Regions from separate parts of the Homo sapiens genome. Here region 2 is linked to region 1. Evidence: chromatin contacts called from ENCODE Hi-C data. All regions are on one chromosome and are shown on one strand. Each heading gives the region's core, a stretch centred on a gene start or an enhancer-like site at or near the end of the contact. The rest is flanking DNA. Distances are from core to core; before and after follow the strand shown.

What was found. Hi-C counts contacts between places; a loop is a spot of excess contacts on that map. Pooled maps may share reads with other maps.
Region 2: a map of B cell shows a loop between it and region 1 (15-fold over the local background). The contact joins the promoter of PAM here to the promoter of RGMB in region 1. A Hi-C loop is called at or near these places in 3 of 168 maps with a recorded cell type or tissue (B cell, CD4-positive, alpha-beta memory T cell and naive thymus-derived CD4-positive, alpha-beta T cell), 1 of 37 single-sample maps with no recorded cell type and 10 of 50 pooled maps.

What each region holds. Positions count from the first base shown.
Region 1 is chr5:98,772,019-98,778,744 of GRCh38, forward strand. RGMB (repulsive guidance molecule BMP co-receptor b) reads left to right here and starts at 1,645. Exons shown (of 3, transcript NM_001366508.1): 1 at 1,645-2,188. The coding sequence starts at 2,053. It overlaps RGMB-AS1 (RGMB antisense RNA 1), which reads right to left and starts at 1,066. Exons shown (of 2, transcript NR_033932.1): 1 at 604-1,066. RefSeq lists enhancers at 1,222-1,271, 2,007-2,506, 2,762-2,881 and a silencer at 1,492-2,121.
Region 2 is chr5:102,752,166-102,759,032 of GRCh38, forward strand. PAM (peptidylglycine alpha-amidating monooxygenase) reads left to right here and starts at 3,140. Exons shown (of 26, transcript NM_001177306.2): 1 at 3,140-3,183. RefSeq lists enhancers at 2,169-2,694, 3,702-4,202, 3,774-3,863 and a silencer at 2,834-3,383.

The DNA.
Region 1 (6,726 bases), core at 395-2,894:
GTATGTCATGAACTGTATCTAATTATATGAAGTAATTGCAAGATAGTAAATTTTTGCTCTAATAATACTTAGTCCGCAGCATTATCTAAAAATGTCATATAACTTCCTCCCCAAAAGTCATTTCTCCAGGCAACTGTGAAGCTATTATTAAGCGTATTATGGATATACACAGGCTTGGATTATATTGTGGATAGTGAAAGGTGTGTTTACCCCTTAAGTCATCATAGTATGTAACAAGTAAGTAATGAAAAGTTACAGTAAAAACAGATAGGCATCCTTCATTAGGGACCTAGTGGTTTGGGCAATTCAAAATGTGTCTAATAAGTGAGCTGGTGAGACTGAAGGTTTGCCCCTCAATTATCCTAGTCCATTGATTAGCTCATTTAAACATGTGTGGAATATCAGCATGTCCGTGGTTGATAAGAAATTCCTAATTAGAGATTCTGAGTAACATAGCGGGTACAGTTGCCAACTACGATTTGGATGTTAGTGGATTTTAAATGGCAACCCTGTGCTGTTTGGGGAAAGGCAAAGGCGAGGGCGGTATCAAGTGTCTCTCAGCCTTGAGGTCATTCTTGAGATTAGATACCACTTCACACCTACCGATAACAAATTGGAATCTATCATCAGTCTCATAACTGCTTTTCTGTCTCCACTTGGCAGCCTCTTTCTTTGTAGACAATTGTCTTTTTCCTCACTTTCGGACCCATCCGATCATAAAAGGAGAAAGTGAGCTGCCATTGAATTAATCCGTAGAAATTTGTGGAAAATTTAAATAATCTGTAGAAATTTGTGAAAAAGCCACTGAGCAACAACAAATCGTGGCATAATTACACTGCATAAAAACCCACCACTCTCATTAATTACACTGTAACCGAACGTTGAAGTTTGCCCACTCTTAGACCTCTCCTTGCCGCTTTCAGGAAGGGAAATGTCAAACTAGAACACCTGAGCCTCGCACAGCTGCCAGCGAATTCCGGCGGCAGTTCGCGGGTACCTTCCCAGCCCATCCTATCTGCTCCGGACCGCGGGTGACATTCAGATTTCCAACACCGCCCCGAGCTTGCTTTACCAGACACCCTCAAACGACTCGGAACGCGGTTCCGCAGATGTGATTGGCTGAAAGGGGACCTGCCGCGCGGCGCTCTGTAAAAGCGCCTGCTTCCTCCAAGGAGGTGGAGCTGAAGCTGGCAGGGCCAGGGCAGGGAGGGGTAATTAAATTAAAAAAAAAACTTGGAGGGAAGATGAATCGGATCACATTAATTCAAGGAGAGGTCAAAGGCCGGTACCTTTGTAACGCCGGCGAGAGTAAGACTTGCGGTCGCCCATTTCTGTTGGGCGCGAGGAAACAGTAAATCGCGGAAGGGGGTAGAGGGGGAAGGAAAGGGAGCGCGAGGCAGCATGCGGCGCAGGAGAGAGGACTTGGAGTCGATGGACAGGGAACTCGAATTACACTGAGCGGGCGGGGGAGAGGGCCCTCTGGGTCCTGCGATTGGCAGGCTGAGTCGGGCTGACGTGCGGTCACAACCAATGGGGAGGAAGGGAGGGACACGGCGGGGGATTATGGCGTCGTGGATTGGCGGGCACAGGGCGGGGCGGGACGGCAGTGCGGGACTGAGATTGATCGACCGCGGGGGCTGCCGCGCAGAGATATCCGGGCCGCCGGTGGGTGGTCGCTAGGGCTGGGCCAGCCTCTTGGAGGTCCACGCCCGCCGAGCCCACGCTGGCTGGGGCCGGGGTGCCGGCGCGCTCGGGACTCGTCTCAGCAGTCGCTCACGGTCTTTGTGTCTTCTCTTCCGCCCCTTTCCCTGCCTGCCGCCTCCGGCCGCCACGATGCCCCTGCGCCCCGCTGCTGCCGCCGCGGACTGGCTGCGCCGGCTGCGCGCTGCTTGCTGCGGCGGTGGTGGCGCCCCATCTGCTACACGGGCCTGAAGAAGGAAGAAGAGGAAGCGAAGCGCGCCCCCCGGCCCATGCCGCAGCCACGGGCCCAGACCCGCCACGGCGCCCGCGCCGCCGCCCTCGCCGGAGCCCACGAGACCTGCATGGACGGGCATGGGCTTGAGAGCAGCACCTTCCAGCGCCGCCGCTGCCGCCGCCGAGGTTGAGCAGCGCCGCAGCCCCGGGCTCTGCCCCCCGCCGCTGGAGCTGCTGCTGCTGCTGCTGTTCAGCCTCGGGCTGCTCCACGCAGGTAGGACGGGAGCGCGCGAGGGGAGCCAGCCCCGGGGCCTAGGGCTTTGTTCCCAAATAGCCCCAGGTCTCGAAGGCGCTCGCCGGGGCGGAAGGGCGGCGTGGCGCAACGGGAAAGGCCTCCCGAGCCCCTGACACGCACCTCTGTCGGGCTCCGGGCCACAGTAACGCAGCCACCCACCGGGCGGCCGCCGGGCGCAGAGACGAGCCTTCTCTCCACCCTCCCCGCCTTCGGCTCGGACCGCTGACAAATCTCCCCTCCGACAGCCGCTTATCAAACATTTAGCGGGCGGGGGCCGCGCGCCCGAGACAAATGTTCCGGATGCTTTATTGCTCTCTGCGCTGGTGTTTACTGAAAGTCAGGCTCGGATCAGGTTTCCGCCGTCGCAGCCGCCTCGGAGGGAGACAAGGAGCCTTGTGCTGCTTTTCTGGAGTTGGGGGTGGCGGCGAGGCGAAGGAAGTACACCAGATGGAAAGATTTTTACCAGATTTTGCAAACCTGGGAGTTAATCTCGAAGTAACGTCAACTTTTTTGAGCAGGGATTTCTTTCGTTTTGGCAAAAGCTGCGTTTGTTCAGCGATCAGCCTCCCGGGAAAAGCTCGTGTTTTGTGACTAGCCGGGTGTCTTCGGGCTCCGTGAGGGGTTGACAGATAACCATGCTGCCTTCTGGAGGTCGGCGCTTCCCCAGCCTTGAGGCGTATGTTCCAAGGGAAGTAAGCCTGCAAATGAGCCTTCTACCATGTGATACCTATTTTTCTTTTTAAAAAATCGTTTCATGAAAATCCAGGACGCTCTTCACACTATTTTTTTCTAGGAATTTGCCTAGACAAAGAATTTTTTTTAATGCTAAGGTTGAAAGGGTCATTTTCCTTTAGTCTTGAGAACAAACAGCATTAGATAAGTTTCTTTTCCTTCCAGACCTTTTTTGTCCTGTATATATGAGACACTTCACAACGTTCTGGTCTGGAGAATCCTGAACTTCGATGCCACCCAACTGTGCGGAGTAATTTTTACTTATTAAACCATACCCGCCATGCTAAAAATCAGGGAGGTCTTTTAAGTAATGGGGGGGAAAATGTGACATCTGAGGAGACTTAATTTACTTTGCGTAGCTTTGCATTATGATGTAATAGCTGCTTTTTAACACCGACAATTAGGGAAAAGACGGCTTAATAAAAAAGTGTAATAGAAAGTTTTAGGATGATTACGGCTTTCAATTAGTAACCTAAGAACCTTAGAAAATAGTGTCAATCTGCATGTAGTTACGTGGAAAATTTTTCTTGACATGTTAAAAGATATATTCAGGAGTGTTTGTGCGAAAAATATGTGTCCATAATACCAAAATGTAAGTTTCATGAAATGGAAATTGTGCTAGGTGGGATTGTGTCCCCCTTGGCTGCTTGGATATTGTTTCCCATAGTTGCCATAGGATCCTGTGACAGAATTGGAATGTGGTCCCTGAAGGTTTCTTTGCTAGCCCGTGAAAGGCATACTAAGTTGGCTTAAAGGTTTAGAAAAGTAGGGTGTCTTCGTTCAAGAATTTGGAATGTGAAGCTCCCAGTATCTTCATGTGTCCTCATTTAAGTCACCATTAGATTCAGCCCAACAATGTGGTAAGCGATTTCTATGGACAACTTGTTGGAGTGAAGCGATTAATCCTGTTAAAGAAAAGAACGCTCCTTTTGAGAGATTTCTTTGAAGAGTGGTGCTATTTAAATGCCCGGGTTGTTTCTCAGATAAGGGAACCCAGCAAGAGTGCCAGTGCTCTTTGCAGATGGACTACTATATGTTTTATGCCTGGATCCTTATCATCTGCCTCAGCACCCCATATGGCTCCACATTTCACTTAATTCAGCTTCAGAATACCTCATTTCTTTTATTATAAACTGGTGATTGTGCTGCAGATTCACACGTGTAGTCCTGGTGTTAAAGAAACTGTCTTGAATGGTGAGGTCTTTATGTCTGATTCATTCAAAAATGATGAAATGAAAGCTCTAGACCCACAAATGCTTTAGCATGTTCAGTAACTGGTGTGAAAATACTGTCACACTGATCACAGATAATCTGACCCAAAAATAGAGAAATCTGTAGCTGCAGAGTTTTAATTCTGCCCTTGGGGAATGAAAAGAGTATGAAAAGAGTACCTTTAGTTGCTTTATTTTATTTTATTTTTTTTAAGCAAACCTCTGCAATTCCTGAATAGAGATCCAATATGGGAGTTACTTGCTTACTCATACACTTCATGGCCTTCTTGGCTACATCCTTGAGATTGTTTCTGCTCCGCATTGTCTTGGCATTTTGACAGGAGGCTTACTTTACCGCCTATAACAGGCAAAGTGTGCGTTGTCGTTATAAATTCATGAAGCCTGGATATTTCTGGGTGTATGCTACAAATTAGTCATTATATAGAAGCCCACAAGGCAGCTGAAAATGCTGACCCAATCGCACTTTCTATTTAGCCCTCTTCGCTCCCATCATCTCTGTAGCAGAAGGCTGTTGGAAGCCTTAGCCAAAGCAAAAGAACCCCGGGAGATCTGTTTGATTTGAGATTTGTTTAAGCAGTCAGCACCTACCTGCTATGAAAGAGGGAAAGGTTTAGGCCGGGCGCTGTGGCTCACGCCTGTAATCCCAGCACTTTGGGAGACTGAGGCGGGCAGATCACCTGAGGTTGGGAGTTCAAGACCTGCCTGACCAACATGGAGAAACCCTGTCTCTACTAAAAATACAAAATTAGCCGGGTGTGGTGGCGCGTGCCTGTAATCCCAGCTACTAGGGAGGCTGAGGTAGGAGAATCGCTTGAACCTGGGAGGCGGAGGTTGCAGTGAGCCGAGATCGCGCCACTGCTCTCCAGCCTGGGCAACAAGAGCAAGACTCCGTCTCAAAAAAAAAAAAAAGGAAAGGAAAAGGTTTGGGGGGTTGCAAGGAAGGTATGAAAAGGGAGCTGGGAATCTAAATTCCACTTTTCTTTCCTTCTGAATGGTTCCATCTGCATTTCCATACTGTTCGTTTGATATTTTATGACTATTTGAAATAATTATAAAGAAACGTATGCTCGGATAGATTTTATAGACCATAAAAAGAACAAATAGGCACTGCAAGTTTAGCGGGAAGTTCTTGTGCTGTCATTTATCCGTAGTCTTAAGAGCTCTTCATTACTGAGACCTTGGCCCCATATTTATTTTCTTGCTTTCTGTGTATCTGATTTTAAAAGAAAAAAAATGCAATAGCTACTTAAGTCTTTTTTTCAGCCATCAAGTACTGTCATTGCAGTTAGGAAATAAGAGGAGACGTGACCTGTGATGGAAGAACAACAAGTTTTGAGGGAAGGCACCACATCCTGGCTTAATGATGCTAGCTGTTTTATGATTCTGCCAGAACAAGCCCTTTAATATCCCTTTGCCTTGGATTTCCCATCTGCAAAATGGCTTTAACGCCTTTTGGAGTTGTTTAGTTGGTTAATTTCTGTTTTGGTTTGATTTGAGTTCTAGTGAAAAATAGCTGAAAATTATTTGATCTGCTTTGGAAAGAGAAATTCAGTAAATACTGGAGCTACTTTTGTCAGCTTTGGAATGAGCAAACATAAAGTAGATTCCACACAAAGATGTTTTTGTAACTTTTTTTTTGAAAGTATGATTTGATGATTGCTGTAAATCCATAGCTCCAACATATTAAAATGTTTTAATCTTTGACTCAGGTTAAAGTGAATACCAAGCCTAGACTATATAGTATTTTCCCCTTTTTGACCCAAACACACTTTCTCTGTATTTAGCCCTCTTCCCTCCCATCATCTCTGTAGCAAAATGCTGTTGGAAGCCTTAGCCAAAGCAGAAGAACCCAAGAAGATTTGAAATTTAAAATTTAAAATTTAAAATTTTGCAAATTTAAAAGTGGTGACAGAGTTGTCTTCAGAAGTTGTCTTCTCCCACCTGTTTCTCCCAGCCAAAGCCAGAAACAGAGCTTACAAGCTACTAAATTCAGATTTAAGAGCAGTTTACTAGTGAAAATGTTAAAATAGCTTTCTAAGACAATATTAGGCTAAATTTTAAGTCTTTATCAGATGGAGTTCCCTAAATCTTGATATCATCCTGAAGTTTATTGCATCCACATCTTGAAATAATTATATATTTAATAATAATCTACTGGCCCTGAATTTTTTCCCCCATCCAGAATACAAATCATAAGATATTTACTGTCTGGAAAAGAATACAAAGTTCGTCTTAGAATAGCTTCCTCATTTCTCAGATGAGGACCCTCACATTTAAAGAGATTAAGAGACGTCTCCATAGTTTAAAGACCTATAAAGATTTTATGTAACACAAATAATGTGTTACAGTTCATTTATATAAAATTTGCAGTTGATGACAAAGAACAGTGTCTCTTTTCACTAAGTCTGTTGTTTCCATTTTATGGAACAGAATATTAAATTATTTGGGGACACACAACTGACCTAGTATTGGTAGTTTTTGTGCTTTAGGAGATTTTATAAATTTTTGTTTGAGAAACTAGTGGTAAAAAGCATCATTTGGAAATTGATTTTT
Region 2 (6,867 bases), core at 1,890-4,389, 4.0 Mb after region 1:
CGGCCGGCCTCGCCCGCCAGGGCAGTGAGGGGCTTAGCACCCGGGCCAGCAGCTGCGGAGGGTGCGCCTGGTCCCCCAGCAGTGCTGGCCCACTGGCACTGCACTCGATTTCTCGCTGGGCCTTAGCTACCTCCCTGCGGGGCAGGGCTCGGGACCTGCAGCCCGCCATGCCTGAGCCTCCCCCAAGGCTGTGGGCTCCTGCGCTACCGAACCTCCCCAAGCCTCCTAGACTAGCGCTGCCCCCTGCTCCATCAGCACTCTGTGTCTAGCTCAGGGTTTGTGGATGCACCAATCAGCACTCTGTATCTAGCTAATCTGGTGGGGACCTGGAGAATCTTTATGTCTAGCTAAGGGATTGTGAATACACCAATCAGCACTCTGTGTCTAGCTCAAGGTTTGTAAATGCATCAATCAGCACCCTGTGTCTAGCTCAAGGTTTGTAAATCCACCAATCAGTACTCTGTATCTAGCTGATCTGGTGGGGACTTGGAGAACCTTTATGTCTAGCTAAGAGATTGTGAATACACTAATCAGCACTCTGTATCTAGCTAATCTAGTGGGACTTGGAGAACTTTTGTGTCTAACTCAGGGATTGTAAACGCACCAATCAGCACCCTGTCAAAACGGACCAATCAGCTCTCTGTAAAACAGACCAATCAGCTCTCTGTAAAATGGACCAATCAGCAGGATGTGCGTGGGGCCAGATAAGGGACTAAAAGCAGGCTGCCCCAGTAGCAACTCGCTGGGGTCCCTTTCTACACTGGAGAAGCTTTGCTCTTTTGCTCTTTGCAATAAATCTTGCTGCTGCTCACTTTTTGGGTCCACACTGCCTTTATGAGCTGTAACACTCACCACGAAGGTCTGCAGCTTCACTCCTGAGCCAGTGAGACCACGAACCCACCAGAAGGAAGAAACTCCAAACACATCCAAACATCAGAAGGAACAAACTCCAGACATGCTGCCTTTAAGAACTGTAACACTCACAGAGAGGGTCCGCGGCTTCATTCTTGAAGTCAGTGAGACCAAGAACTCACCAATTCCAGACACACCAGGACCTTGAGGGTGTGAGAGGTTACCGTCAGGTTACATTTAGAAGTGTTGTCCCAACTACTCTCCCACATTTAAGGCAAAAATATAGTCACCACTGAACAAGAAAATCATCTTGGCACAAAAATGTACTGAATTGAAGAAAGAAAACAAAGAGAAACAAAACACCATAGCCTAGAACTCCTGCCCCTCCACATTTTCTTCTCTCTCTCACACCACAAACTTTCTCTCTGTGACACACACACACACACACACACAGAGGAGAGACGTATTTGAGGGAGGGTCTCAAGTGCTTGCTTTCCTTAACAACCCAGACCAGGAGGAAGAGATAAAGTGACTTAGGAGATGCCTAAAGATGAAGAACAGCCCGGGATCCGTAAACAGACTCAGCTCGGTGTCTTCTCGCACCTTCTCAGAATCAAGTTTCCAAAATGAGGGTCATCCGCCTGCCTTGGAATTTGGGTTGGGAAGTGGATGGAGTTCCTGGACACATGCTCTAGGCCCTGACCAGTCTGGCCACTGCTCACTAGGAATTCTGTTGGGAGGGTGTACAACAGATTTTCCAACTGGTCTACAGCGAGCATCGGTAGTTTCCCTATGGAGAAAATGATTTTCTTTCTGGGAATCCCCCTATAGCCTGAAGGCTTTGCCTCATTTCCCATAGCTCCTCTCCGGTGTACCCCTTCGGTTCGCACTTTCCTACCTTCTTCCCAGTCCACTGGCTTCTCCTTCTTTATCTTCCTCAGTGTCCCTTCTCACAACCTCCCTGCTACCACACCAGATTCTGAAGGGGAGGAGTTGTCTGGAAAGACCAGAGCTGGGTGCTGGGGATCTGGAGCAGCTCGGGACCCGCGCTGCAGGGAGCTGGGATGGGAGAGGTGAGGGAGAGGAGGATGGGACTCTGGGAGAAAGAGAGGGGGCTGGGCTGGCGCTGGGGATGGAAGAGGCGAGGTGAACGCACTCAAGCGGTTACCTGCAGACAGGGAGAGACAGTGGCAAATACCTGCCTTCAATTAAACGCATATCAATTTGTGTGTGGGGTCAGTACTGCACATCATCAAGCCTCTTGGGTATAAAACCTTCCTACTGGAACTCTCCAGCCCCGCCCCCACCACCCCACGCGCGGCTCCCTGCTTTCTCTTGCTTTGGGGTGAGGCTGGGGATGTGGGTGGCTCCAGAGTTCCCTGCCCGCAGTTTAGGGGCGAAGTGATCGGTGTGTGCGCGCTGGGCACTCTGCGGGTTAAAAAGGTTTAGCAGAAAGGGATGCAGATGGAGGCGGGAAGCCAGGCTAAGAAAGGGATACCGACCTCCCTCCTCGGGTCGGAGGTGTGAACTGGGAAGCACTGCGCAGACCTGAGCGAGGTGGCCTGAATCCAGGGGCCGGGCAAGGGGGTGGTGTGAATAGAAATAGCACATTTCCCAGGCTTTCAGCCCCGGTACTCTGCCATCCTTCCAGTTCCATGCACTCAGCCAGGTCTCCAGGCTGGAGCAAGGGCTGGGGGTCAATGGGTCCTTCCTTCTCTCGGGAAACGTTCTTCTGGCGCGAAGCTGGGCGGAGGGAGAGTCGGACATTTTCCTCTGCTTCTCTCAGGGCAGCTGGCGTGGCCACCTCGCAAGGCTGCTTCTAGGGACACGAGACTCGGGAGGGTCAGAGACTTTCAGGCCGGGCCTTCACTCCCTTCCCCGGGGCACTTGGGCAAGAGTTCCAGCTCTTGGCTACCTCTGGCCCGCGCGTGAGTTCAGACACCCAGCACACGCGACCCCCGCAGGGAAACCCCGGGAAGCTGCGCGCAATCGCTGGGGACTCGCCAGGGCTCCACTTCCCAAGCTCCGCGCCCCCTGCGCCCAAAGAGGCAGGGCGGAGCAGAGGCCGCCGGCGTGGAGGAGGCGAGCGCGGGGCTGGCCCGGGAGCCGCCCCCGGGGAGGGACTGAGACCTGCCCCAGGAGTCGAGGGCGAGCGGCGGACCCGGCTGGGCCCGGCGCACGCCGAGGAGAGGGAGCCCCCGCCACCGCCGCTGCCTCCGCGTGCTCAGCCTGTCCCCGCCCAGGGAGCCGGAGCCTCCAACTAACTCCGCCCGCCGCTCCGCCGCCCGCAGGCTCCGGCTTCCGTCCCGGACAGAGCCCGTGGTCGCGCAGGTTGGTGTTGTTGCCGCTGCTGCCGCCACTGCGAGGCGGTCAGGGCAAGGGTGAGGGTGGGGGCGCGGAAGGGGGCCTGGGCTCGGGATCCTGCTGCCACCAATTCCTGGTGCCCCAGGAGGTTGTTGCTTTTTCTCCCGGGCTGCCCGGGTCGGGGGTGGGGGGATGGGGCGGGGATCCAGCGATGCGGCCAGGGAGGATTTTGGGGACTGAGCTATTCTCGCATTTCCCAAACCTCTCTCACGACCCTTCATCACCATTATTAAGTCCCTGGCCAGTTTGTGAGGGGTCGTCCTCCCCTCCGGTCCTTCTCACCTCCGCACTTCTCCTTGTGCCCTCTCCCTAGGGGGTACAATTTGTTCATTCGCCTTTTCTGCCCCCAACTTGGAGAACTCTCCGTGACGCCTAGAAAGCCTCCTCGGTTCTCCGCCCGCCCTTCAGTCTAGTTTGGGGAAGTAGAGGCCGCCGCGGAGTAGCAACCTGGGGTGTGGAGTGGGGGCGAGTGCCGGGAAGCAGTGGAAATTCCTTCCCCTCTTTCTTTCCCGTCCTTGCCCAGCTTTGCTCTCTTCCTGCCGTTTTGCCAGCCTCCGAATGTAATACGCGGGCGAAGGGCGATCTCCAAGGCAGAATGGGAAGTATCCACCACTTGGGATACTAGTTAAGTCTAGGTTCAGTCACCTTCCCAGCTCTGTGGCCTTGGGACCCGCCCCATCGGAACCTGTATGTTGTCATCTGCAAAATATGCGTCAGCTCTGCCTGCCGCTGAGGGTAGTTGTGGGGCTCCCTTGGGATGACTTAGGGTATTACGTGATTTTGAGCACGGTCTCTTGTCTCGTGCAGCTGCCTGATGGCAGGTCCTGTGTTCTGATCGTCTGAGTTCAGGTCCTTTGGCTGAGATGTGATTATCTCTCTGGGTGATTTGGTCAGTAGCTTTGCGGGGCTAAAAGGCATGTGTTCCTGGAGCTGGTCATTGGGGTTCAGAGTTGAAATCGTGTCGTCCCCACCAATCCCTGTGTACAAAGCTATGGACCTTACATCCTGTGCCTTTGTGGTCATAGAAATTCAAGTAGAAGGAAGATCTTATTGGACTTTGTTTGCTTCAGATGTTTTACATTCTTTACAATCGCTTTTCTCTTCTAGGTGCAAACTTAAATTTACTGCTAATTCTAATAATCCAGGAAGGATACTTTCATTTTAGTAAAATCAGACATTTAGCTCAAATAACATGTGACATATTGTTTGTAAATTTTCAGTTTATAATCACAGGCACAAAAAAGCATAGTTCATGCCATTCTAGTTACTTTATAAAGCAAGTAAATGGCCTAAAAAATCAGCTTTACAGGAAGTCAGGGCTGCAGTGAACTGTGTTTATACCACTGCACTCCAGCCTCGGTGACAGAGCAAGACCCTGTCTCAAAAATAAATAATCAGCTTTAGAATTGATATTAAATGGTAAGCCCTGTCGTTCCTGCATTCCTGACTTAATAGGCATTTTCATTCCGCGATGCACTCTGCTATATGCTTTAAAGATATAAAGATATAGAGTATGTTCCTTGTCCTGAAGGGCCTTCCAAGGTAACTTAAAGACTATGTAGTTTTATTTCATATTTTTATATGAACAGTCTTCTAATGACTATACATGGCAAGTAGAATGAGGTCAAGAATGCATTATCAAAGGCCCTTTAAGATCATCATTTGGCCGGCTGCGGTGGCTCACGCCTGTAATCCCAGCACTTTGGGAGGCCGAGGCGGGCAAATCACAAGGTCAGAAGTTCCGTACCAGCCTGGCCGACATGGTGAAATCCCATCTCTACTAAAAATACAAAAAATTACTTGGGCATAGTGGCAGGCACCTGTAATCCCAGCTACTTGGGAGACTGAGGCAGGAGAATCGCTTGAACCTGGGAGGTGGAGGTTTCAGTGAGCTGAGATCACTCCACACACTCCAGCCCTGGTGACAGAGTGAGACTCTCTCAAAAAAAGATAAAACTAAATAAATAAATAGATAAAAAATCATTTGGTGAGTTTGCATAATTGGAAGAAATAACAAGTTTGTTAAGACATTGCTTTCTAAAATAAAATGCCATGTGCTCCTACTTCATCAAGGTGCACTTGGAAATAAAATGAATTCTGTGTTTTTAGAATGAAAGCTTAGGAAAACATTCTACACATGTATGATGTGCTAATCAAATGTTAAAAGCTATAGAAATTTTAATTCTAACTTCCTTCAACTGTATGTTGTGGTTCCCACATACAGTTTTTTTCTCAACTCCTTGAGGAAGGAAATTATAATGCCTAGAAAAAATATACAGAGATTTAATGTAAGATTTTTAATAAGCTGGACCTTAAGGCCTGGTGGGTCCTGAAGTGACTCTGGAAATTTGACTTTAAAAGTTACGAGACTTGGTGAGACTGAGTGTGGTGGCTCATGCCTGTAATCCCAACACTTTGAGAGGCTGAGGCGGGAGTATTGCTTGAGTTCAGGAGTTTGAAACCAGCAACATAGTGAGACCTTCTCTCTACAAAAAATATTAAAAGAAAAAAAAAGCCAGGTGTGGTGGTGCACGCCGGTAGTCCCAGCTACTCAAGAGGCTGAGGAGGGAGGATCTCTTGAAACTGGGAGGTTGAGGCTATAGTGAGCTGTGATCATGCCACCACACTCCAACTTGGGCCACAGAGAGAGGCCCTGTCTCAAAAAAAAAAAAAAAAAAGACTTAGAATTTTGTTTTTTTTTTTTTTTTTTTTTTTTTTTTTTTTTTTCTTGGGGCAAAGAATGAGCAAGAATTCCACCTGGAAAAGATTGACCAGGGATCTTGACTTTCTGTCTAGGTTGTATTTTGTGTGACTCAGTGACATCTCTGATTCTTTTCCTCCTCCTAGGAAGAATTTATCTATCTGCTATGTGCAGAATTTATTAGGCTTTACATACTGGGCTTTGAGGCTTTGATTGGACTCTCACATTAAGGCATGGCAGGCTGAGGGGCAGCCTGAGGGACATAATGTTAACTTTACACTTGGCTTTATTGTTCCATACCTTTGTTTTTCTATTTGTGAAATGAGATTAAAGATCCTTCTTACTGCCCTGGAAGCCGTGTCATCTGGTATAATAGCCATAAATGCTTCTTGTGTGTATAAGAACTTTCTTTACCATTTGAATGCGAAAGCTAATTATTAAAACCACATACAAATAGCTCAAAAGATGGGCTGTGAATAAAGCTGCTGTTGGTGTCATGTGCTCTCAGGTATCCTGGCAGAAATTTCAGTCATCATGTATCCCTACAATTTACTGTGTTGTGGAGAATAAGGCCTTCATTTTATCTGGGGTTGAATGTTTACCTCTCCAAAATGGGAATAATGAAATACTAACCTGAAAGGACTGTTGTCAGCATTAAATGAGCTAATCCATGTGTGGTTCTTAGCACATTGCCAGTATACAGCTATTGCTCTATGACTCAAGTAGTTATTTTAGTTTCTCCAGGGTAGGGGGAGGGGGGAAGGAATGGAATTTCAGTGGTCCACATTTTAAAAATGAATACATATATAAAAATATAAATACACTCTTCCCCAATATTTTGAAATAGCCATTCCTCAGCTAACTTTTTTCATTCATTTATGCAACAAGTGTTTATTCAGCCCACACTAAACGTTTGGCTTTTTCCTAGGCACTGACATACAATGGTATAC